Regions from separate parts of the Homo sapiens genome. Here all the other regions are linked to region 3. The links are chromatin loops, found by intact Hi-C in ENCODE. Cell type or tissue: B cell. All regions are shown on one strand. Region 1 overlaps ENDOU (endonuclease, poly(U) specific). Region 2 overlaps SLC48A1 (solute carrier family 48 member 1). Region 3 has its middle 55 kb from the start of RPAP3.

Region 1 (8,000 bases), 64 kb after region 3:
AGGACTTCTTCCTAGTTCCCCCACACATCAGGGCAGAGAGCTATGGAGGGTTCCTACCTTCTCTGCTTGGACTCTGTTTCTTAGTCAACATTGCCAAAATTCTAGAGGATAAAGGTTTGACTGTTTATCCACATTTTTCTAATTTGTACATTTTATCTCTTTCCCATGTGGGCACTTTGGGATTTAGGAATGCTTCTCATTGCTTTGAGATTTGGTGATCCCTTCCAGTCCTCTCCCTCTTCTCTCTAGTCCAGAGAAGATAGCACTTCAGTCTCGCAAGAGCCCTCATGCCCCTTTCTGGCTCGAAGTTCTATTAGGTGGAAGACACTATGTAGGCTGTGGCGATGTACTTCTTGCCATTCCCATAGGTGGACTTGTCCCAGGTATATGTCCGGACAGCTAAGGGATATCCTCCCAGGCTTAACTGGCACCTGTGGGGAAAGAGCCTGAAATCAGAGGAGCTCCCCACTTCACGCTGCCTCTCCCTGGGCTGGAAGGATCAAGCCCAACTGAAGCAGAAGGGCTCCATTCTGCTTAAACAGCCTTAAAGACAGAGCTGGCACTGCTTTCTTCAGCAGCTGCCTCCAGCTCCCCATGTGCAAGGAGCCATTTCAAAATCTTTGCCTTATTTCTTGTCTTCTTAAAGAATGCTGTTCCTCATCTTTCCCAGAGCAATATTCCAAAATCCCAGATTCTGGAGGTGAAATCCTTAGAAATTAAACATTTGCTTAGGGTTTCAGAAGTGGAAGAACTCAACGTGTCCGAATGTTAGAGAACTTGAAGCCCAGTGGTTCCTAATGGTACTTTCTGGAGCTCTAGGTTCCCCTAAGTAGCCTCAGGGGACAAATAAAGAGGCTGAGAGCTCTAGGACAACTCCATTTCTATTTCATATATTAAGGTCCTGCGTAAGATTTCACTTTGGGGGAATGAGGGGAGATAATTTTGCTGCTAAGATGAAGTTTGGCAGCCACCAAACCAATCCAAAAACTTAATTGTTCAAGCAAGAGAACTGAGGCCCAAAGCACAGATTTGTCCAAGCCCTCTCAGCCTCTTTGTGGCAGAGTCCAGGTCTCTTGACTCTGTGATGGCTGAGGACAGCCTGCAGCCCCAGTCTGCCCCCAGGCCTGGCTGGCCCCATTCTTACACTTTGCCTGGCCTGGCGATGAAGCACAGGGAGTAGAGTGCAAACTCAAACTCAGGGCTGCTGCCGATGAAAGCAGAGCCCACTTCCTTATAGTAGCCGTCCCAGTTGAACTGCATTGCCAGCACATCGGGGTAAGAATCCCACTGTGGAGGGAAGGGCAGAAAAGGGGGTCTGGTGAGTGCCACAGAGTGGAGTAGAACGGGTGCCCAATGGCAACAGTCAGACAGTATTTGTTGAGGGTCCATTAGGGGCCTGTGTGAACCTTCCAGGGAGACTGGATTCTTTAAATAGAAGAGGCAGTCTGCCTTGCTAAGGTGTCTGAGCCCACCCGGACCCTCTGCCTGGAGCTGCCAGTGCACATCTACCAGAAAGGCCAAAATCACTATCCATAGGATCCACCTCTGGATATCAAGGATATCACTGTTCCCAGTGGCCCTCACACATGGAAGAGAAGGATCGTTTACTGCCCCCAAATTATTTCCTGGTACCGGGCAGCAAAGGTTTCTGTCTTATAAAGTGTATGAAGTTTAGCTCAAACTAGCCAGGCTGAAACTTTCAGCCACGTTCTAAGGAAACTGAGGCAGGGAGTAATTACATATCTTTGTTCTTCCCTCTGAGAATCCTCCCCAGGCCCCAGGCTCCCACCCCGATATGGTGCCTCCTGCCTCCTGTCCCCTGCAGTTCTAGAGCCTTCACTGTTTGGAAGGGAATTCCAGTGTCCTGGCTGGCTAAAGTGGCTGTCTAGCAGGTGAGGACGTGATAGTCACAATCACCTGGGGCTGCCCCCTGAGAGTCAGGCTGAGAGGCAAGTCGACAGTTTGGAACACAGAGTGAGAGCAGGATATCTGGGCTCTGACAAGGCTTTTCTAGTCCGTGTACTCACAGGCCCATCGTAGATGTGACTGTAATAGTCAACCAGACCCTCCTTCTCCTCCAGGTAGAAGCGGATCCAGTTATGGAAGCCAGTAACCTTGCCTTTTTTTACCTCACCTATAATAAAGAGTCCAAGATGGATAATCTGGGCTCCTTCCCCACCCTCCCCTCCAATCCCCTTTCTCCACCCCATGCCAAGGCTTCCCCCTTCTCCAGTCTCTGACTTCTAGCTGCTTGACCCCTTGCTGTGAGTCCCCAGAGTCTCTCACAGTCCTATCTCTCACCTCAGGAAGGCCCCCCTTCTGGCTCAAGCCCTTGGGAGAATCCTTCCTTCTGGTGATCCTGATGACCTCTCTCAGCCATTACTCCAGCAGCAAGCCAGGCTTGGTGGGAGTTTTATGGGGTAGAATAGGGGGGAACAGACCATGGCCCTCTTGGGAAGCAGCTGGCCAGGCCCTGGAAGCAAAGGACTGTTCAGAGGTAGGCAAACTTGCTCCCAGACACATGTCTTGTCCTAGATGTACCCCCTTGGGAGCCCCAGCATCTGGTCTTCTTTCCCCCTTAGGTACTCCAGAAAAGACTGTTTCTCAGAATGGCTCCTCAGACACCCCCCCGCCCCCCTGCCATATGGGCAGGGGAGAGTGCGTGGGTCCCTCCCTACTAGCTGGCTGGACTGCTGATTAATCCACACCCAGGGCTGCCCTGCTCCTGAGCAAAGCCATTCCTCTTCATCCCTCCAACTCTTTCTTTCCAAGAAAAGTGCTCCCACCTGAGAAGACATGTTCAAAGCCACTCGAGTCCCCCTCTTCATTGCCTCTTGAATAGAGCCCAAACCACATGTTCTTCAAGTCATCGACAAACTCTTGCTCTGAGCCATAGCGATCTGCAGAGGAACACAAAGGGTTTTGGAGAGGGGAGGCAGGGCCAGGTCCTGGGAGCGCTAAACAGAGACCTGAAGAGCTACTTGCTCCCACACGTCAAGAAACATGTGGGTTCAATCAACAAATGTGTTCGGCTGTTAATTCAATGATTATCTATGGGATGCCTATTTTGTGCCAAATCCAGATCTAAAGGCTGAGGATTCAGCTGGGAATAGCAAGGACACGGTCTCTATCTATATTACATTCCACTGGAGGAGTCAAATAATAAGTAAACAATAAGAAATATGATTTCAGATCAGTGCTATGAAGCAAAGTAGCCCGTAATGACGGGAAAGGGCTGGCACATAAGTTGGCGGGGGGGGGGGGTCTTCTAGAAAGGAACATCAGAAAGGCCTCTGTGAAAAGGTAGCACTGATCAGAGAGCTGAAGGATAAGGAACTTGCTACACAAAGATCTGTGGGGAAGATTCCTCCATGTAGAGGGAACTGCAAGAGCAAAGGCTCCAGGCAGACTTGAGTTTGCTACTCAAAGAACTAAAAGAAGTCAGTGAGGCTGGAGCAGGAGGGGAGAGTGGTAGGAGAGGAGGTTTGAGAAGCAGCCAAGGGTCAGATCCTTCAAGCCATGGCAAGAAGGTCAGGTCTCAGGCAAATAGAAATAAAACAAAAAATGTTTTAGATTTACTAATTGCTTTCTGTCCACCTAGTGCCTGCCATTTTAAGTGCTTTCAATGTAACACTGAATCCTCACGTTGAATCTTCATATAAGCTTGGTACTAATTATCCCCAACTTAGAAATGAAGAAACTGAGACGGACAAAGTATAAAACTCATGCAAGATCACAGTTAATGAAAGGTAGAGACAGCACTTGAGTCCACTCAGTCTAGCTCCAGAGACCAATCTCTTTAACAACTCTATAGCTTCTTGGTAGTGCAGAGCCACTGAAGGATTTTAAGCAGGGGAATTGTATGATAGGACCTTTTAAAAGATCACCCTGGCTGTGTATGTTAAAAAGGCAATGGGGTGGTATGAGTGGAAGCAGAGAGACCAGTCTTGAGGCTCATGCTTTGTCTACGTAAGAAGTTGATGGGGCTTAGATGGTGGTGTTAACTCCGGAGGAGGAGAGAGAAGCAGTAGGCCCAGGACATATTTTGAAGTGGGAGTGATGGACATTACATTACTGATGGAGGAGATGGGAGTAGGGAACTTTGAGGTAAAGAGAACAATTACATCTAACTACTAGGCTTTTGGCCTGAGCAACCGGATGGGTTATGCCCGCCATTTATGAAATGGGGAAGACCCAGAGAGGAGCAGGTATTTTTGATGGGAACCAAAAATTATTTCTACACTAGGTTCTGTGTGAATATCAGTTAGATAGCTAAGTGGAAGATGTTGAGAAGGCCCTTGGGAAAGTTCAGGGCTGGAGATTTCAATGAGGGAACCATCAAAGATTGACTGTTTACTGCCCACAATTTTATATGGTGAATACAAAAGAGATACCAGACATATTCCTTCCTTTCCAGGACTTAAAACACATTTGGAAAACAAGACTACATAAAATAACAGAGAATGGTTTCACACACTGAATAGTTCCCCTTACTGAGCAAGGACTGAGTGCCAGGCTTTCTACTGGGTGCTTTATAAGCAGTCATCCTCAAAAACCCCATTTCAAAGGGAAGTCCCAGAGAGGTCAAATAAATTGCCCAGGGTCAAGTCACTAGCAAGTGGCAGAGCCAAGATTTAAACCAAGTCTCTCTGGCCCAAGGCTATTGTGGACCACACTCCAAACTCTGCAGAGGTGCCGAAAGCCAGAGTGAGCTGGGGCAGGTGCAGCCTTCACAAATGCGGTGGGATATGAATTATCATAGAACTTTAAGGATAAGTGGGATTTGGACAAGGAGAGAGGTGAGGAGAGAGTTAGTAACGGGACAGCCTGGCCTTGGCATCGGAACCCTGAGTTCCAGCCCCAGCTCCGCTTCCAACTCATTTGTGGCCTCAGATAAGTCTAGCCTGTCTGGCCTCCGTTTCTCTCATTTGAAAAGCCCTTGCTCAGTCTAGACCTCCAAGATTCTCTTGTGTATTTACTACGAAGAGAACGCCAGGGGGCAGCACAGGATTGCAACTTCTTCATAGAGTCACTCTTGTGTCGCTGTCACTTTACCTAAAAACAGTGTCACCAACTCTTAAGGGAGGCAGCAGCTCTGAGCCAAGGCACTCTCAGGGACAACGAGGGAAGACCCGGACAGAGCCACCCCTGAGACAAAGCCCAGCTGCCTGGAGTTGGGAAAGGAATCTGCAGGACAGTAACAAACACAACTCCATGCCAAGAAGTCCTGCGGCCAAAATCTTTTTTGGTCTGACTCAAATGTGTCTCTACCTGGAGGCTTTCCAACCACAACTCTTCCCGATAGGACTTCCCGCTCTGAACCTTTGTTGATTCTCTGATGTTGTTTCCCCAGCCAAAAGGTGGACTCAGCCAACCCGATTCCTGGACTTTATTGCGGGAGGAGGGAGTAGAGTCAGCGACTCTACCTGTCTGAAACATGGTGCTGACTCCAGGATCGCGGAGGTGGCTGAGACGTGCTCTGGGTGGGGGTGGGATGTGAGGGGAGGCTCACACCTGGCAGAGAACCCTGAGACTGTAGCAGAGGGTGGGCGTGCATGAGGCAGTTAACATGAAGTCAAAGGTGGGGTGATATCCAAGCCAGCCAGCCAGAGGATGTGCCAGCTCCTGGTTGGGTTCCTAACCTCTCCTTGGCTTCCCCCTGGCCTCATCCCTCATCCCTCCCAGATGTACACTGACCTCCACAGAGTCCCCACCGCCTCCTCACCTGCCCTCCTAACCTTCCCCTCCCCCGCCCACCTGGCTTCGCTCAGACAGACTCATGCGCTCTGGGGCCTGGGGGTGCTCACTCACTCTGGTGATGGAGGAAGCTGTAGAGCTCCTTCATGACTGCTGTCTTCATGATCTCTCTGAGGAAGGCGTCCTGCTCGGCCAGCTCCTGGGCACTGAAGTGCTCCCCATGGCCTGTTGCCCGCTGGTAGTTGTTGAGGAGGTTGATGAAGGCTGCATAGGTGGGCTTGGAGAACAGCTTCTCATTGACATAAGTGAAGAGTCTGGGGGAGGCAGAGGGGAGCCCCACTGAGAGCCCCAAACACAGGGCAGCGACCCCTCCAGAGACTTCTAGACAGGCCAGGGGCAGACAGGCGAGGGCTGGGTTCAGGAGCCGAGGGGGCACTTCGGGTACTCTTGAAAGTCACACATCAGGTCACTTTTCTTCCACCTCATGTTTTGGAAGAGCTGTTCTATCCTCAGCCTGGCCAATCACAGAAACCCTCCCAACTGGATATCCACAGTCCCTCAAGATGGCTTTGTCTCTGGAGAACTATTTTTTTTCTGCTCTCCCTTTGATCGTGCCTGACTTGAGGATAAAAAGTCGAGACATCGAAAGAAGCAAGGATAGGGGCAAGATTTAGGGGGTAGAAAGAGGAATTGTGGGAACTCACGGCTTTGGGCAGCGATCCACTTGGTTTCTGGTCTCTGACGGGGAGATGCAGTTTTGGCTATTGAGAACGATGTCTTCCTTCTGGGCTTTGTTGGTGTCTGCCCTGTAGATCTTCTCAGAGATGCTCTGAATCTCCTCTTTTGTTATGGCATCACTGCTGTGGGAGACCTCTGGGAGGAATTGGAAGAGGGGTGGCCTCAGAGCCAGAGGGAAAGGGGGGCGGGCAGGAAATTATCTGTGTACCTCCCCTCCTGGGCACCTTCAAGAAGCCAGCAAGGAGGGAGGGGGGCCACAGTTGGACACCCTAGTGGTGGACAGGGGCCCAGAGCCTAAAGGACGTGTAAAATCACCACACGGCATTGCCCACAGAATGTCCCCCGCCCCTTCCCCCTAGAAGGGGTCTCACGCTTGAGCATGCATCAGAACCACCTGGAGGCCCTGGTAGTACAGGACAGTGAGTCCCATCCCTAGAGTTTCTAATTAAGTAGGCCCGGAGTGAAGCCCCAGAGTTTGTGTTTCTAACAAGTTCTCAGACATTGCTGAAGCTGCTGGTCCAGGGACCACATGTTGAGAACCTGCTCTAAAGTCCTTCTGTCTCTGCAGCTTAGCTAAGGGAGCAGAAGACTAACCGTGGTCACTACACAGGCTCTCAAAATCCTTGCAGCAGTTCCCAAACTCTTGGCAGCGGGCATTGCAGTGACATTGGTGGTGCTTGTCAAAGGCTTCGTAGCAGCGGCCCTGGCAGGAGGTGGGTGCCGAGTACAAGTCTGAGAAGAGAGGGGTGGTGTGTCCCGGGCTGACCTCTAGAGGTCGCTCTGAACGCCCCACAGGCTGTCGCTCCCTAGCCTGGCTGTCTTCACTCTGCCCAGTAAAGATCTCCAGGGAAGGAAAACAAACAAACCTAATTCGTGCACACCCTTCACAGTCAGGAAGTCCTTTCTGATGCCGAACTTTACTTTCTGGCCTGCTGTTTTTCTAATCTTCTCATTCTAAAAATAAAATCTCTTCCACTTCCCTCTCCAGGCCTCAGGCTCTCTTTCCTAGCTACCCTCCTCCCATGGCCCCCCAGGCTGGCTGAGCCCCCCCAGGCTTCTTCCTGCCCAGGTTCCCAGAATCCAACAAGCCTCTCTCATCTGGCTGAGGCCTGGGCCTGGTGCCACTGCCATGGCCGCCCCTGCTTGTCACCCTCATGTCCCTCCTGCTTTATCTTGAGGGCCCCCCTTTGGGGAGGCAGGCTCACTGCTGGCGAGGGCCTCTTCTGTCTCTTCCTCCAGCTGTGGCAATGGCTCTGACTCTTTGTGGTCCTCTGCAGGTAGATAGAAAAATAAAGTCACCAACAACCTGAGAATTCCCCTGCTGCTTGGTTTCTGGTTCTCTGTTTCCCCAGCCTCAGGGGACAAGCAAGGGCACTGGAAGCAAATTCTGAACAGGGGCTGGGGTCCAATGGACAGGCACCAAATAATGATGATGAAAACAGAAAATGGAAGATGTTTCCAATGGAAGACACATTATAGAAAACTTATAAAAAAGGAAAATAATTTCCCCAGGTGACACATCTGGATTGAAAACTCTGACTTCGGTGATGAAAACTCTGATTTAA
Region 2 (8,000 bases), 130 kb after region 3:
TGCCTTCCTTACCCTTAGCTTATCGGCTGTGAGCCAATAAGCTCACATGGCTAAGCAGGGGCTCTGCTCCTTGAAACAGGTAGGATGGAGCAACGGTGTGGTCTGGTGTGGGCTTGCAGCCAGGTGGGATTGGGGACCTGTCCATTCCACCCCGAGTTTTATAAACCAGGCTTCCTAGAGTCCCCAAGTGTGCCAGGGAAGGGTATTAGGGAGATACATTGCCTCCTGCCTGATGTGTGGGAGGGGACCAGTGAGGGGCTCCATCTCCTTCAGTGACCCCCTTGGGTAGGGCTGGTGGAGAGCTCCCTTCCCAGGAGGGTGGTGGGAGCCAGGGCGTGGGCAGCAGGCCTGCCTCCACACTTGATGTGTGTTTATCTGGAGGGGAGGCCTCTGTGCAGGGCCTGGAGCAAGGTTGAGGGAAGGTGAGAGGTGGGTAAACCATGCCTGTTGTTAACAAAGAACAGGGCCCAAAACGCCCCCAAATGGCTGTCTTCCTCTCCCTCCTGCCCTCAGCCCTCTTTGGTATGTGCATGTACATGGGGGTGGGAGTTTTGGGGAACCACTGGATCGTGGCCAGTGGACTAAGAGATGGCATCTTCACAGGCCCCTATTTCAGCATTTCCTAACCCAGAAACTGCTGAGTCACAGAGGAATTGTTCTGACCTTATTTTTCTCCCAAGCTGGCTTCTAGAATCTTTGAGTGGGAAAGGATCTTAGAGCTCAACTTCCCCAACCCCTCTGTGGCACGAGGAGACAGAGGGCGAGGGGACCTGTTCCAGACAGGTGCCCATCAGACTGCTCCTTGAGTGTGCTCAGTGACAACACCCCTTGTTCCCAGGGCCCTTTATAAACCAAACAGCTCCCTCAAATGAAAACATGGGACACATGTGAGGAGTGGGAGGGACTTCTGTGAAAGGTGGCTGGTATAAAAATCCAGATCTTGTAGGAGGTAAGAGGAAGCTGCAGGATGATTGTCCTGTCCACCTCTGGCCCACTCCAGCATCCAGACTAGGTGGGGAGGAACAGATGCTTGTCCTGGCCCACCCTGATCTCAGTAGGAGGGGGACCCACATTCCAGGCCCCCACCCCCTGAGGAAGAGTGGAGGTGGGCAGGGGCAAAGCTGGGAGAGTGTTCAGGGGGTCAAACGGTGGCAGGGGCTGAGGGAAGCTGTAGGCTTGGTAGGCCTTCACCCTCACTAGGGTAGAACCCTGGGCCCAGTTACCTAAACTGGCAGGACCCCTGGGCCCACCCATTTTTAGATGTGGAAACACCAAGGCTTTGGGACACAGCAGTGCCAGGCTCCTGGTTTCTTGGCTTGGAGTCTCATGGGTTTTTGTTCCTCACTGGACTGTCTGGGGACAGCCAAACTGGGACAGCCTCTGAGCTGGTAACCAGAGCATAGCTCCACAGTGACAAGCTTCCTCCTGCCTTTTTCCCCCTTAAACAAATTATGAAATATTTTAGGCACACAAAAAAGGATAGATGATTTAACAAACACCCTTATAACCCAGCCTGAGAAAACAGCGTAGATAAAATAGCATAGATTTCCCACCCAGCCTAAGAAACAAAATAGCATAGATTCCCATAGATTCAAAGCACTTCCCCACCCCCACCGCCCCATCAACTTCCCTTCCTTGTCTCCATTGCCAGAGATAACCACTTTCCCCAACCAGATGCTTATCCTTCCTGTGCACATTTGGTAACTACTCTGAGTGGCATGTGTGCAGCTGCCTTTTGGAAAGGCCTCCTGACTCCTAGGATGCAGCGGCCTGAGTGGCCCACACCTTGCAACCCAACCAGCTGAGAGCCTGCAGCTGGCTCTGCCTCCTTCCTCATTTGTCCCTTGCCGGGATCCACCGCCCTGCCCGGACCCTTGCCAATGGAGTTGATATTTGTTCCACTCTTTGGGCTGCACCAGCAGGCACTGCCTGGCACAGAGGGTTGTTTTGTATTGTATTGGCTGGGTGGCAGCTGGCATCCTAGAGGAAGTGTCCACCCAGGCGCAGAGGCCAGGCCCAGGAAAAGCTGGGGGCAGTGGGGGTGGGGAGCGGTGCAGGTGGTGATGGCCTGCCCTTTGCCGCAAAATGGAGGGAGTGGCATGAGGTCTGGCCAAGAACAATAAGGCCACTCAGGGGTTGGGTGGCCCTGGAGTCTTCATGGCTGGACCTCCTCATCCTGCAAAACCAACTCAGGCAGTTTGGGAAGAGCCCTGCAGGCCTTGTGACTTTGAGACTGTGGCCTCTGAGGGCTGGGTGGAGGAGGAGCATGGGGCAGGAGCATGGCTTCCCTGCTCTGTGGCCCTCAGGGTAGACAGTGGCAAGTCCCCAGAAAGCAGGCTGGGCTGCTGAGGCACAGACTTTCTGGTTTTCAGGATCCTTTTATCCTCTTGAAAAGTAGTGAAACTCCATGCAAATTTTATGTATGTGAGTTTTAGCTATTGATATATACTATATTAGAAGTTAGAACATTTTTTAGCATTTTAAAGTAATACTAAAAATAACATGAATTAACATAACATTTTTGTGAGAGATATTCATGTTTTCCAAAACAAAATAAAATCAGAGAGAATGGTAGGGTTTTGTATTTCTGCAGGTTTCTCTAATGTTGGGCTTACTAGCAGGCAGCTCAGTCTCTTACCTGCTTCTGATATCACAGCCTCCGAAAAGGAAAACTCCATTCTATGAGGGAATGAGAGACAAGACCATATTCTTGGTATTCTTATGCAAATAGGCCTGGTCTAGTGGATCTGCAGGGCTCTGGAGCACCCTGGGGATGGGCCCTGATGTGTCTCTCCTGCAGGGGTGCTGGCACTGTGGGTCCTGGTGACGCACGTGATGTACATGCAAGATTATTGGAGGACCTGGCTCAAGGGGCTGCGCGGCTTCTTCTTCGTGGGCGTCCTCTTCTCGGCCGTCTCCATCGCTGCCTTCTGCACCTTCCTCGTGCTGGCCATCACCCGGCATCAGAGTGAGGGCGGGTCCCAGGGAAAGAGGGCATGGGAGGGACAGCAGCGGGGATTTTAGCAGCATTCCCATCCTGGTTCCACAGGTTACCTCCAAAGAGACTGGGTGAATTACTTAACCTCCCCGGACACGGGTTTTGTTATGGTTCATGTGGAGAAAACAAGTCCCCACCTCGCAAGTTGGGTGGATTCTATGAAACTGATGTGAAGTCTTGAGCAGTGCATAGCCCATACAAGCACTCCTGATATTGGGACCCATTAGTCTGTGCTCAGCTCTGGGATGGGAGCGCCCTCTGGTGGCTGTGGCTGGAAATAACCAGAGGTCCTTCTTCCGGGAGTCTGATGCTAACTAAAGCAGGTTGGAGGTGGCCTAGGGTATTTGTCACAAAAGCGGAGTGGATGATACAGACCTGTGATTGGCCAGCCCTGCCCTTCCCTAATCCCCACGGCCTCCTGCCTGAAAACCCTGGAATACTCTAAAACGGTCCCCAGCTCCGTTCTACTGTTCCAGGCTGTGGAACAGTAGTGGTCCGTGGCCTGTTAGGAACCAGGCCACACAGCAGGTGAGGGGCAAGCGAGCCTTACCGCCTGAGCTCTGCCTCCTGTCAGGTCAGCGGCGGGCATTAGAAGCGCAAACCCTGTTGTGAGGCGCATGCGAGGGTTGCGTGCCCCTGATGATCTAATGTTTGACGATCTGAGGTGGAACAGTTTCATCCCCAAACCATCCCAAGGTTTTTGTGGAAAAATTGTCTTCCACAAAACCAGTCCCTGGTGCCAAAAAGGTTGGGGACCATGGCTCTAAAACCTCCATCACAGTGTCTTTCTGAAGGGTTGGTTCAGCTGCCAGGACGTTGCAGGGATGTTGAGTGGGGAGGGTGGCCCTGGCCTTGTGGCCGGTGCAGAGGCCGAGGGCAGGGCCTGCCAAAGTCACTGTCGGTACTTCTCTCCCTGCAGGCCTCACAGACCCCACCAGCTACTACCTCTCCAGCGTCTGGAGCTTCATTTCCTTCAAGTGGGCCTTCCTGCTCAGCCTCTATGCCCACCGCTACCGGGCTGACTTTGCTGACATCAGCATCCTCAGCGATTTCTGACCCAGGGGGTGAGGTCTCTGCACCCTGGGGGGGCCTTAGGACCTGGACTCAGCCTCTGAGATGTTGGGAGAGGCTACTCCCACCCCCTGGTGACCCCAGAACTGTGGCAGAAAATACACAGCAGGACGAGTGTGGTCTCCCAGGAAGCTGTCCTGCCCGTCCCCTTTCGAGGAAACCTGAGTGTGGTAGAGAGGGGATCCTGCCATGTTGCTCCTCATCAGCCTGGCCAGAGGGCAGCTTTAGACCTTTTCAAATGAATCTGTTTTCTTTTCTTTCTTTTTTTTTTCTTTTTTTTTTTTTTTTGAGATGGAGTCTTACTCTGTCACCCAGGCTGGAGTGCAGTAGTGCGATCTCAGCTCACTGCAACCTCCGCCTCCCAGGTTCAAGCAATTCTCCTGCCTTGGCCTCTCAAGTAGCTGGGATTACAGGCATCTGCCACCATGCCCGGCAAATTTTTGTGTTTTTAGTAGAGACAGGGTTTTGCCATGTTGGCCAGGCTGGTCTCGAACTCCTGATCTCAGGTGATTCACCCGCCTCAGCCTTCCAAAGTGCTGGGATTATAGGTGTGAGCCACCGTGCCCGGCCTGGATCTGTTTTCTTAGCACGCAGTGAGGAATCTTTGTACTTAAGGCCAGGGCAACAAAGTCAAGAGGTCAAGGTGTAGGGCCATGAGGCCTGGACCTATGCTGCAGGCAAGGGTTTCCATCCCCGCTGCCCTAGGCACTCTCTTCCCAAGGCCAGGTTGGGCACCTGGGGAGGTCAGTTCAGAAATATCTAGCAGAGACCTCTTAAACCCCCATCCCAGCACCCCATCCTGTTGTTCCCAGAGCTGGTCTCCCATGAGTGTGCTAGAGCCAGATAGCCGTGGCCCCCCACCCATCTCACTCACACACACAGGCATCCATACACCCCAGAAGACTTCCCAAATGAGGCCAGACTCAGGGTCACGGGGAATGTGCTTCTGCCCCTGTAAGGGCTTTGGGGAAGGGGGCAACATAGTAGAGGCTGGAAAGAGCCCCCAAACCTGTACCCATGCCCCTCCAGCCCTGCGTTTCCATTCTGCCTTCTCAGAGTGCCCTTGCTGCACCCAGACCACCGGCCAGGAGAGACCTTCTCTCCCACTCCAGCCCCTCTCACTGCCCTTCAACTAGAGCTTTCACCTTTTTACATTTCCCTTCTGAAGGACACAAATCTGCTTTTCTGCCCATACACTGGCCCAAGGGCTCACCTAACTTGGGAGGGAAGGGGCTGTTGGTACAAGGATGATTTTCTGTTAGACTGCCATTTTGCACGGTCTCCCCCTTCCCATCTGATGTGTCCTGCCCCTCAGCTCTTTGCCTTATCTGTGTCACTGTCACTTTAGCAAAAATACAGCGGCCATTTGTATCAGCCTCTGGTGGTTGCTTGTGAGGTGGGACTCTTGCGGGAACAGGTGGACTTTGGGAGGAGTGGGCAGGGAGGGAGTGGTAGTGGCAGTTCTCGAGCTATCTGATTAAGCCATTCCGCTAGTTCAGTTGTGCCCTGGAGGGCAGGGGACAGAGTCAGTATCTCTGGGGCTGCAGGCCCTCTTGCCTTGGCCCTCCTGGCATGGGGTAACCACCAGCTCAGCTCTCCTCCTCCAGCTTTCCTCTCTCTAGCACACCCCAGCCAGGGCAAGGATGCCCACGGGCATAGCTACAGCAACCCCTGCGGGATTTGGTGTCCACACCCGAGAGGCCAGGCCAGATGGGAAAGGGATTAGCGCCTCTTCCCTCACACTCTGCCAGGCTGCCAGGAGCTTGGGCCAGGTCTAAGGTAATGAGGTGCTCCTCTTCCTGCTGGAAAAACCGGACAGACTCAGAACCACAAAGGCAGGTGCTGCCAGCCTGGCGCCTTCCTCTCTGCTTAGGCTGGGTGAGCTTGTCCAGGCCTGTGCCTCACCCCTTCTCTCTTCTAGGCTCAGTGTATGCTTAATCAGGCATGGTGCATCAGAGCGGGAAGGAGCCATCAACAGTGTATACTTCTGGAGCCTTCTACTGATAAACAGAGGCCCCAGAAGACGATTTGACTTACCTGAGCTCCCAGCTGGGACTTAAACCCAGGTGTGTCTGAGTCACAACTCTTCGGGGATGCCGTGGTGAGCTGGGGCTGAGCTCCTGTATTCCCACTCCCCCACCCCACCCCCACTCCTGCCATATCAGGGCTGGTCTCTGTGGACTCAGCCCAGGGCTGCCTCCTCTTTGTCACCCCAAAGTGGGGCAGCCAGGGACAGCCAGGGTGTGTTCAGAATGGGTTCTTCCTGCAGGGCAGGAAGGGCAGATTGTTAAAGGGGCTGCGGCCCAGACCACCCTGGTCCCTCCTCCGGCAGTGACTCAGACCCACACTGTGCCGTGCAGCTGTGTGCCCTGCACACCCGCTTGACGGCGCACTGCTCACTTCTGGGGGGCCCTTTCAGAGGCACTTTTAAAGCAAATAAAACATTTATTGTTCAGATTTTTTTCCATTTTCTTCCTTTTTACAAAAACATGCATACATACACAGGGTATGGTGGGTCCTAGGAAAGACACACACACACGCCTCACTCACACACACGCTCACACACACGCCTCACTCACACACATGCTCACACACATTTTCCTTCTTGACCCCAGGCCTGGACCCCCAAAAGCCTTGAAGACTTTGCCAGAGCAGCCTCCCCTCCTCCATGTCTGTATCTTCTCTCCCACCCCTTCCCCCTCAGTCAGGCTACTCCTATGTGGGGTGGGAATCAGAGCTATGGTGGGGGAGGCCCCAGAAACAGAGAAGGCTCCCCGAGTGGGCAGTGGCCGAGGGGTCCCAGGGGTATGCTGCGCTTCTTGGGGAGATGAAGGGTTTGGCACCATTGGATCAGGAAGCACAGGACTCCCAGAGCACCCATCTGCTCCACCAGGGCATCGCCAGGAGGTTGATGTAGGGGGGCCTCTGGCGAGGGTACGGACCAGATGGAGGGCTGCCAGTCTCGGCTGTCAGGGAGCTTCGTCTCAGTGCCCAGTGGTAGAGGGAAGCTTCCAGAGTCGTCTGAGGAAGCAGGTGAGAGGGACTACCCCTGCACTCAGGAATATGGGACCTCTTGGCTCCCCACTCCCCCCTAGCCCCTAGAGCCTAGGAAGGGCCAGCCTGTCTGAGGCCAAGTTCACATTTCTGTGTGGAGCCTGAGGCTGTGTGCAAAGTCTGGGGTTTGCAGAGCCAGGAATAGTGGTTAAGGGTGAGCCCGACGGAGCCGGAGCCAGTCCTCCTCTGTGCAGTCCTGAGGAATGGGGGCCACAGCCAGGGCCCATACTGGAGGGGAGAATCTGTTCTCGAGAGCCCTGTGGGGGTCGCCGCCCAGCCCGTCTCCTCTCAGGGTCCTCTCCAGTTCCCATTCTAGACCCAGGGATTTTCTCACGCTCCCTGGGATAACTGTCAAAGCAGGCAGGCTGTTCTCTGGTTCCAACTACTTGCCCACAGGATCTCTAAAGACCCAGGAATGGGGGCTATTGCCAGGGGTTAGAAGAGAACCAGGTCCCAAGGGCATGGTGGGCGGGCAGATGGTTCCAGAGCCTTAGAGATTCATAGGTTCTTCCTCCTCCACCAGCTGCTCCGAGGGCCTGTGGGGAGGGACAAGGGTGGGATGCTGGAGCACCAGGGCTGCAGCAAGGGCCTTAGCTAAGCTTCCTCTCAACCCTGGTCAGGAAGCCTGGGAGGGTTGGGGTGGCTGCATAGCGGACCCGGGGTCTTCAAGCAGGGAGGAATGAAGCGGTGGAGAGGCTGTGGGCCCAGGGCCAGGGGTCTGGCATTACCTATCTTCAGCCAGGATGCCCACAGAGAGGGACGCCAGTGCGGTCACTGCCTCCACTTCTTCTTTGTCAGCCCCTGGCACTCTAGGCACCCAGGAGTCTGGACAGGAGGCCAGGCGCTGCATGCAGCCCCAGTATTTACCTGGGGTAAG
Region 3 (8,000 bases):
ATTAATAGTTTTTGTTTCCTAATGCAGTTCCCCTTCTTTTTGCTGTTTATGATTTATTCATTTGTAATTCTTTACTATTATTTTACTAGAATCTGAGGAAAGGTAAGAAGAAAAAATGTGGTTAATCCACCATCTTTTCCTAGGAGTCCCCCCAAACTTTTTAAGTATCACCTCCCACTAAGAAGTCTTCTTGCTGATGTTAAGACCACAGTAATCTCTCCTTTATCCTAATTCTTAATTCATTTAACACATATTTGTCTTGTTTCCTTTTTATTAGCCTTATGACCCCACTTACAGGTTTTAAGCAATGATGGCTTTTAAAATTTCTGTTTTACCACCAATGCCCAGTATTATATTAAATATTCATTATTTGATTGATAAAAATAATTTAATTTTTATGAATTTATAATATGACCCCACTCCTACAATTCAGATTCAGTTTTTATGTTTTAATGTAGTGGACCAATGAATACATCATGAAATTCACAATGCACCACCCTATTATACATGACAGCTTCTTGGGAATAAGAGGTAAAAAATTTCACATCCAAGTACCAAAATGGAAAGCACAGAGCCATCTCATGCCTGAAAATCCTGTCTTAGACTTCTCAGAAACACAAACATTTTAAACTCAGCCCAGGCAAATTAGATCAAAGCTAATAATGTAGTCCTTTAAAAAATGACCCATTGCTCCAAGCTAAGTAAAAAGCATATCAGATCTATGAAAAGTAATTATACATGAAAATGAGATTCTTTGCTTTCCTTCTAACAAGTGTTAAAGGTAATGTAATTAAAATCAACATTGATCACTATATTTATGGAAATCTTAGTCCTGAATTCAGGTCATTTACAGTTAGTTGAGCTGACCTATTAACAAGATCTTTGAAGTTTCTCTAAGGAGCCTCATTGCCTTACACGATTTTCCTTGCTTCTGAATTTCCACCAGGCTTAGGTTCAAAATCCTCTGGTGGTTAATGCTGTCATGTGGTTGGTTGGTGAAAACTTTGTTCTGCTTCTTTGTCAAATACAAGGACAAATCAAGTGTAATGAAAAGTGAGATGGCAAACATGCAGTGTAGCTTGACTTGATAACATTTCAGATTGTAAGGGCTGATATTCACCTGAGAGACTTTATACCCAATTTGAACATTTTGACTGACTTACTCTGATTATCCAAATCAAGCATTCTCGGATGGAAAAAGTGGTAAGGTGAGTAAAAAAGGACAAAATCGAATTCCAGGTACCCACTGCAACAGACATGAGAAAACAAAATTAAAGCCAACATTTGGGGAATCAGAAGCATTCTTTTTATTCCTGTGTTTCCTGGATTTTCTTTTTCCATTGGGAAGATCCTCCCATTGTTCTAGGAAACACAGTTTGTTTTGGTTAAGCAGATCTAAGGTAAATGCTTACTCACTCTTTCAGGTCAGGGAAGTCCTGAAAGCAGGGAGTAATCCACATGCACAGGCTTCAGACTCAGATGCTGACCCAGTCTTCACCAAGTGCGTAGTGAAGCTCTGCAGAGACTGTTAGAGGATGAGAACTGGTTTTCACTTTATCTGGCTTAGGCCAACTGGTGGAGAATTCTGGGCTTAAGGAGGGGCACTTTTGCAAAGAAGTACAGCCACTGGACTCCAGGAGCAGGGGTGCCTGGTTTTAAAGTTCATTTGTGTCCCATAAGGCCCCAGTGGTATCTTCAAGTATATGGTAAAGTATTGTTAAACTGTGCCTTCTAGTATCAGCTGTGTTTGGAAGGCTAACGGAAGGGACTGCATCCATGCCTGGTGTTAAGCAGGCCTGGGGTGGAGAGGAAGCCTAGAAACGAGGCTACAACCACAGCAGGGAAGCCTGGGCAGCTGCCCACAGGAGAGCTGACAGGGAACAGTATGGCTGGATTTGTGTGTGTGTGTAAACACTCCCTAGGTAGGTGTTGCTGGGACCCAACAAAGACTGATATCTTCTAGTGACACAAGAAAGAGGCTCAGGTTATGTTTTCCAGCATCAATGGGACAGATGACCCTCTAAAGCTAGAGCCCTTGAGGATATCCTGATGGTAGTTACAGAAGTTCATTTGAATCTGGTTCTTTATTTTTGCTTCTGCCCTTCCAGCAAATTGCGGGCTTCAGATGGCTTTGCTATTTGGTTTGCGGTGGGAGTTAAAGGCACATGGTAGCTGCCTTGCAACATCCTACTGAACCCTACCCTCCATTAAGCTCAATCTATCACTGAGGTAACAATAACCAGAGCCATAAGTTATGATTACCTAGTACTGAGTCTACTCAGGAAAACCTCTATGTCAAATTTATCAGCCTGGGATCTCAGCCTCTCCAGCCCCAACTAAGGCAAAACTCTGAGCCTGTGGGAGGTAAAAAGACTATCTATACCTACTTTCTTTATGCTTCATGTCCCCGGTTAAATCATCCTTTTTCACTTCTGACTTAACCTAAACCCTATCTTGGCTTTTGCCTCCCGAGGCCTGCTTTTAGTTTCCTTCAGGATCCTCCTCTCCAAAGCATGGGACTGATAAAATAAAATCGTCTTTGTTAATGGACAAATTAGCTCATATGTTACTATTTTCAAATTATAGTAATACCTGGGCTAAGTTTAAAATGTTTGTGTCTCTAAGAAGTCTAGGACAGGATTTTCAGGCATTCTGACAAGCCAGGAGGGAAACGTATTTGGCAGGAACCCTCTGGCACTTTGAGGTTGCTGGCTAGTTCAGGGCCAGAGGTGAGGACATTATGATAAAGTCTGTAACCATGCAGAGCTTCCACTACTGCCAGACTCTATGGATAATACTGCCCCAGGTCTTGAATTGTAGGATGTTAGGGTTAAAATAAGGTTGATAGCAACTTTATTTTATTATTTTATTTTACATTTTACTTTTATTTTTTTATTTTATTTAATTTAATTTCATTTTTCATTTTGAGACAGAGTCTCGCTCTGCCACCCAGGTTAAGAGTGCAGTGGTGTGATCTCAGCTCACTGCAACCTCCACCTCCCAGGCTCAAGAGATTCTCCTTCCTCAGCCTCCCGAGTAGCTGAAACTACAGGTGCGTGTCACCACACCCAGCTAATTTTTGTGTATTTCATTGAGACGGGGTTTCACTATGTTGGCCAGGCTGCAGTGGTGTGATCTCAGCTCACTGCAACCTCTACCTCCCAGGTTCAAGAGATTCTCCTTCCTCAGCCTCCCGAGTAGATGAAACTACAGGTGCGTGTCACCACACCCAGCTAATTTTTGTATATTTAGTTGAGATGGGGTTTCACTATGTTGGCCAGGCTGGTCTCGAACTTCTGACCTCAAGTGATCCACCTGCCTCAGCCTCCCAAAGTGCTAGGCTTACAGACGTGAGCCACCACACCCAGCCAGGTAGCAACTTCAGCTGGAAAAAAACACTGCCATCTCAGTCAACTCTATTTATTGTTGGACAGAATTGTGAGTGAGTCCTTTCCTTTGGTCTTTTCACCATCCTCATAAACTAATACCTGCCCAGTGAGCAATACCTCATCACAGATAATTCAAAGATGTTTAGCACTCACAAAAGGCTTGGTACAAAGTGTAGAAAAGACATAACTGAACATGGCATAATCTTTGAGAAATCAAATCAATGACCACAAAACTATGACACTTCTTGGTGTCAACTTGGCTTTTTGCCATTGCAAGTGTGCTACTTCATCATAATTCAGGGTCTGTGTTGACTTAATAGTTAAATATAGTTTTTCTCTGATGTTACAGAAATGCATATTCAATTATCCAAGTGAGACTAAACAAAATCACTGTATTTTACCACTTAAAGAGGCCTCATAAAGTAAACATCAAAATGACTCACTGATGTTAGAAACTGAGAAGGGGAAGTAGAAGAAAAGCAGGTATCTCTGTAGGCCAGTAAAGCCGACCTGAATATTACACACAAACAGCATTGCCCACCATGTCCATGCACACACACACCCCCCTCTCTCAAGGAAGAACAGCCCTTTCTGCACATTCCTTTCTAAATGCATTTTTGTGACACCTCCTCTTCAAAATTTAGTCAATATTTAGCTTAAATCTAGGTCTCATGCACTGAAGTACTGAGGGGAGGAAAAATGCTGCCCACACACTCCCCCACAAGTCCCTAGAAAGACCTTGTGACACATTAGGAAGGGGGCTGTCCTTGATGTAGGAAGATGGGAGTTCTGACCTAGCCATAGTTAGGCACTGACTTTGAGGTATGCTCCCTGTCTGGACACTCCACCATGATTCCACAGCTTCCCTACGTGACCGTGGCCCAGGACTGTCAGGCTACAGGACAGAGTAAATCCAATGTCTCATAACAGGGCCCAAATAAGCACTGACATCCCTTCCTGTCTGCCAACTACTCAAGCCAACCACCACAGTGACTGGCACAGAGAAGGCCACCAGGACCTGTATGCTGGCTGAATGAACTTGCCGTAACAAACTGTCTGCCGTACTCCCTCCTTTCACTATATCCTCCTCCCAGGTTTCAATACTGAACAACATGATCAAAGATTACATCTTCATTTTTGCTATATGCACTAGAAGGAGACTTTTACAGATACTAAGCAGTCAAAATCTTTTTTTGTTTGAGACAGGGTCTCACTCTATTGCTCAGGCTGGAGTGCAGTGGTGCAATCTCAGCTCACTGCAACCTCTGCCTCCCAGGCTCAAGTGATTTTCGTGCCTCAGCCTTCGGAGTTGCTGGGAATACAGGCATGCACCACCATGCCCAGCTAATTTTCTGTATTTTAGTAGTGATGGGGTTTTGCCATGTTGCCCAGATTGGTCTCGAACTCCTGAGCTCAGGCAATCTGCCCGCCTTGGCCTCCCAAACTGCTAGGATTACAGGCGTGAGCCACCGCGCCTGGCCGAAAATCTTAAGAAATTAAAATTCACTTTCATTTTTATTCCTATCAGAATGCTTTCTGCCACATGCATACTGTTATTTTCTGAACATCCAGTAGGTGGTAGTAATACCGAAGAAATGCCAGCTGCCAGCCTGCCTTCTCCAGCCGCTGTGCTCTTGTGTTATCCTGACAGTGGCTCAGCAACCACTGCAGTGTACGAGGAAGAATATGAGCGTCTAAGTCAGACTAGCTTCTGCTTGACCCCCAGCTTCACAGGAAAACCTATTCTGCATGTTTCTAGGATTGAGATAATATATGCAAAACCCTTGGTAAAGTGCCTGCCACACAGTAGGATGTATATAAATATTAGCTAATATTAGTCTATTTGAACTGCCATGAACAAGGGAGTTCCACATGAGAAACAGAACATTATAACCCTATTCCTTTTTACATTCATTTGGTATTCAAAAAACATTTTGGGGAGGAACACTCTGAACACAATCCTATAAAAGGGAATTAAAATAATCCTCATTGATGATGAAAAGGTCTTTAAATGTTCAGACAAGTGCTTTCAGCCAAACTTAAGGCTTCATCTGGATACTTCATTCTCATTCTATACTGCCTGCATTCGTTCCTTTATCTAGCAAACATTTATTAACTTCATATTACGTGCTAAGTACTGTACTTTGGAGATCAACTCTTTAAAATACACTGCACATTTATAATCCCACTGATAGGCAGACCAATTCTAGTTTTCATGTCTCTTAGTTCAGGAGGCTATTTTAAGAATACCATACACTGGGTGGCTTAAACAAGAAACATTTATTTCTCACAGTTCTGGACACTGATAAGTCCATGATCAAGAAGCCAGCAGACCTGGTGTTTGGTGAGGGCCCTCTTCCTGGTTTGCAGATGGCTGTTGTCTCACTGTATCCTCACGTGGCAGAGGACAGAGACAGACAGAAAAAGAGCCAGAGAGAACGGGGGTGGGGTGGGGGAAGAAGCAGCTCTTTCCTGTTCCTTTTTAATAAGGGTAGTAATCCCAGCATGAGGGCTCCACCCTCATGGCCCAGTTACCTCCCAAAGGCCCCGTCTCCACATACCATCACAGTGGGGATTAGGATTTCAACATATGGATTTTGGGTAGGACACAACATTCAGTCTGTAGCACCACTGAATCCACACTCAATGGTTTGCAGTGCTAGGGGTTTACTCAGTAAAGTCCACATCATTACTGGATTCCATAAGAGGGGACCTGATAGAGGTTACTGGAAACAGCACAGAGTCTGAGTTATGTCATTATTGACATAACTTTGGGCATGTAATTTAACCTTTTCAGCTCTTTGTTTTCCTATCCAAGTAACAGCTGCTCTAAATATCTCACTGAACACAGTTGCAAGGGTCAAATAAGATAAACTGAAAATGTCAAGAAGGGTCAGGCATGGTGGCTCACCCCTGAAATCCCAGCACTTTGGGAGGCTGAGGCAGGCAGATCACCTGAGGTCAGAAGTTCGAGACCAGCCTGGCCAACATGGTAAAACCCCGTCTCTACTAAAAATACAAAAAATAGTTGGGCGTGGTGGTGCACACCTGTAATCCCAGCTACTCAGGAGGCTGAGACAGGAAAATTGCTTGAACCCAGGAGGCAGAGGTTGCAGTGAGCTGAGATTGTGCCACTGCACTCCAGGCCTGGCAATAGAGCAAGACTCTGTCTCAAAAAAAAAAAAAAAAAAAAAAAAAACAAGTCAAGAAAACTATACAGCTCAGAGCACTTTGTTGTGATAAAAGCTCATCTTCTATTGCTCTTACTGGGACAGAGTTCCAGAAGTATTCTAAATGGTATTGCAAATTCTGTTCTAGTACAGGATCGATGGTATGACGGAGTCATCTATTTTCGTGTATTTCCACTACTCTGGTTACAGAATGGTTTTAGTTTTCCTTTTATAATATCAAATTAATTTACAATCAAATTAATTTATAACTTTTGCCTGGTGTTCATGGACAATGCATGGCCACAACAGTCTCCAGCTTTACTCGCTTTTCATTCAGTGAACATTTAGCAAGTGCCTCCTCAGTGCTCTGCCCGGAGCCCACTGGTCTCCATCCCGAGGTGGCAGAAACTAACTGCAGCGACTCATTCCTCAAAGAGAACCAGCCAAGGATCAGAAGAACGTTTGATATATTTCAGTAACTTGTTAGTAGCGGAGAATATTTTATCATTGATGACAGTTTTATATGTTTTTTAATATTTCTTATGGCCTATGCTCAACCCTTATTAATCTGCTTGTTTCATCCTGATTTCATCGGTTTCATCCACCCAAAGGATGCCCCTAGTTTTATAAAACATTTTCCCCCACGATCAGCTTCAGGATCATCATGAATGTGTTCACTGGCTTGGGTGATCTGAAATGTCAATAAAGCAAGCTATAAGTGGTAGGTTAAAATAGACCCCAGGACTCAGGCATATCTTCCTCATTTACACTATTCTCTGAAGAGATAGTAAACCAATAGAAAGATTCTAGTGAGGCCCAAATATTTAGTTTTACCCATGTCAACTGCCTGAGTGCCTGCACTCTTTATCTTCTTTTCCTCTGACCTCTCACGTTGGTATTTCGACAGCATGAAGTTTAAATGCTGAAGTGTCACATAAAATTTAAGAATCTTTAAGAGACAAACCAAATAACAATTCTACCACTGTTCTCCATCCCAAGATCTCTCCTGAGTGAACAGGTCTGGGCTTTGATGTGCCATTCAAGAAAGGTGCCACAGCAATTCCCATCCTACTATTCTGCTATCCATCTGTATCTCTCAGAAGTTAAGATGGATCCTGTTAAGAGAAGCCATCAACCCTCCTCCACCTAAACCAGATCTGACCCATCCTTCTAGGCCTCCTCAGACCCCACCTCTTCCATGCCACCTTCCCTGTCTGTTCCCCAGACCACCACCTCCAGAATCATCAAACCCCTGATTGAGCCTTTCATCACTCACAGTCTTACTTCTTTGCAGTTATCAGCCCAGCACCAGTACTGCAAAAGCACAGTACTGATTCCATAAGCCACAAGGGAAATGTCTCCTACCTCCCATTTGACTGGCTGCTTGTGATCACAGAAGTCAAACACACTGAAGGAGGGTCTTCTACTTAGGTACACTACC

Evidence for each region. Peaks named below come from ENCODE experiments on the same cell type or tissue, not always from the same donor. Only the 100,000 strongest peaks of a DNase experiment are listed, where the experiment ranks them.
Region 1: it touches region 3 in a loop (14-fold over the local background); 5 of 110 quality-filtered maps call a loop at or near these places.
Region 2: it touches region 3 in a loop (20-fold over the local background); 37 of 110 quality-filtered maps call a loop at or near these places.

The regions. Positions count from the first base shown.
Region 1 is chr12:47,710,489-47,718,488 of GRCh38, forward strand. It overlaps ENDOU (endonuclease, poly(U) specific), which reads right to left. Exons shown (of 10, transcript NM_001172439.2): 3 at 7,641-7,706; 4 at 7,030-7,167; 5 at 6,402-6,570; 6 at 5,812-6,011; 7 at 2,787-2,900; 8 at 2,028-2,134; 9 at 1,145-1,287; 10 at 1-431. The coding sequence ends at 314. The region is part of intron 1 of RPAP3-DT (RPAP3 divergent transcript); the gene reads left to right. Among named protein-coding and RNA genes, the nearest start is that of RPAP3-DT, 8.4 kb to the left of the region's middle. RefSeq lists enhancers at 7,248-7,367, 7,708-7,757. In B cell, CTCF peaks have their summits at 4,985 (motif pointing right), 5,208, 7,239 and 7,440 (motif pointing left); DNase peaks (open chromatin) are centred at 5,003, 7,203 and 7,628; H3K27ac peaks cover 803 bases.
Region 2 is chr12:47,776,228-47,784,227 of GRCh38, forward strand. SLC48A1 (solute carrier family 48 member 1) reads left to right here. Exons shown (of 3, transcript NM_017842.3): 2 at 2,801-2,968; 3 at 3,918-6,524. The coding sequence ends at 4,054. It overlaps HDAC7 (histone deacetylase 7), which reads right to left. Exons shown (of 26, transcript NM_015401.5): 25 at 7,852-7,990; 26 at 6,495-7,659. The coding sequence ends at 7,614. Among named protein-coding and RNA genes, the nearest start is that of SLC48A1, 7.0 kb to the left of the region's middle. RefSeq lists a silencer at 3,309-3,358. In B cell, CTCF peaks have their summits at 3,279 (motif pointing left) and 3,478; a DNase peak (open chromatin) is centred at 3,254.
Region 3 is chr12:47,646,858-47,654,857 of GRCh38, forward strand. No RefSeq gene overlaps it. Among named protein-coding and RNA genes, the nearest start is that of RPAP3, 55 kb to the right of the region's middle. In B cell, CTCF peaks have their summits at 4,950 (motif pointing right) and 5,157; a DNase peak (open chromatin) is centred at 4,984; H3K27ac peaks cover 363 bases.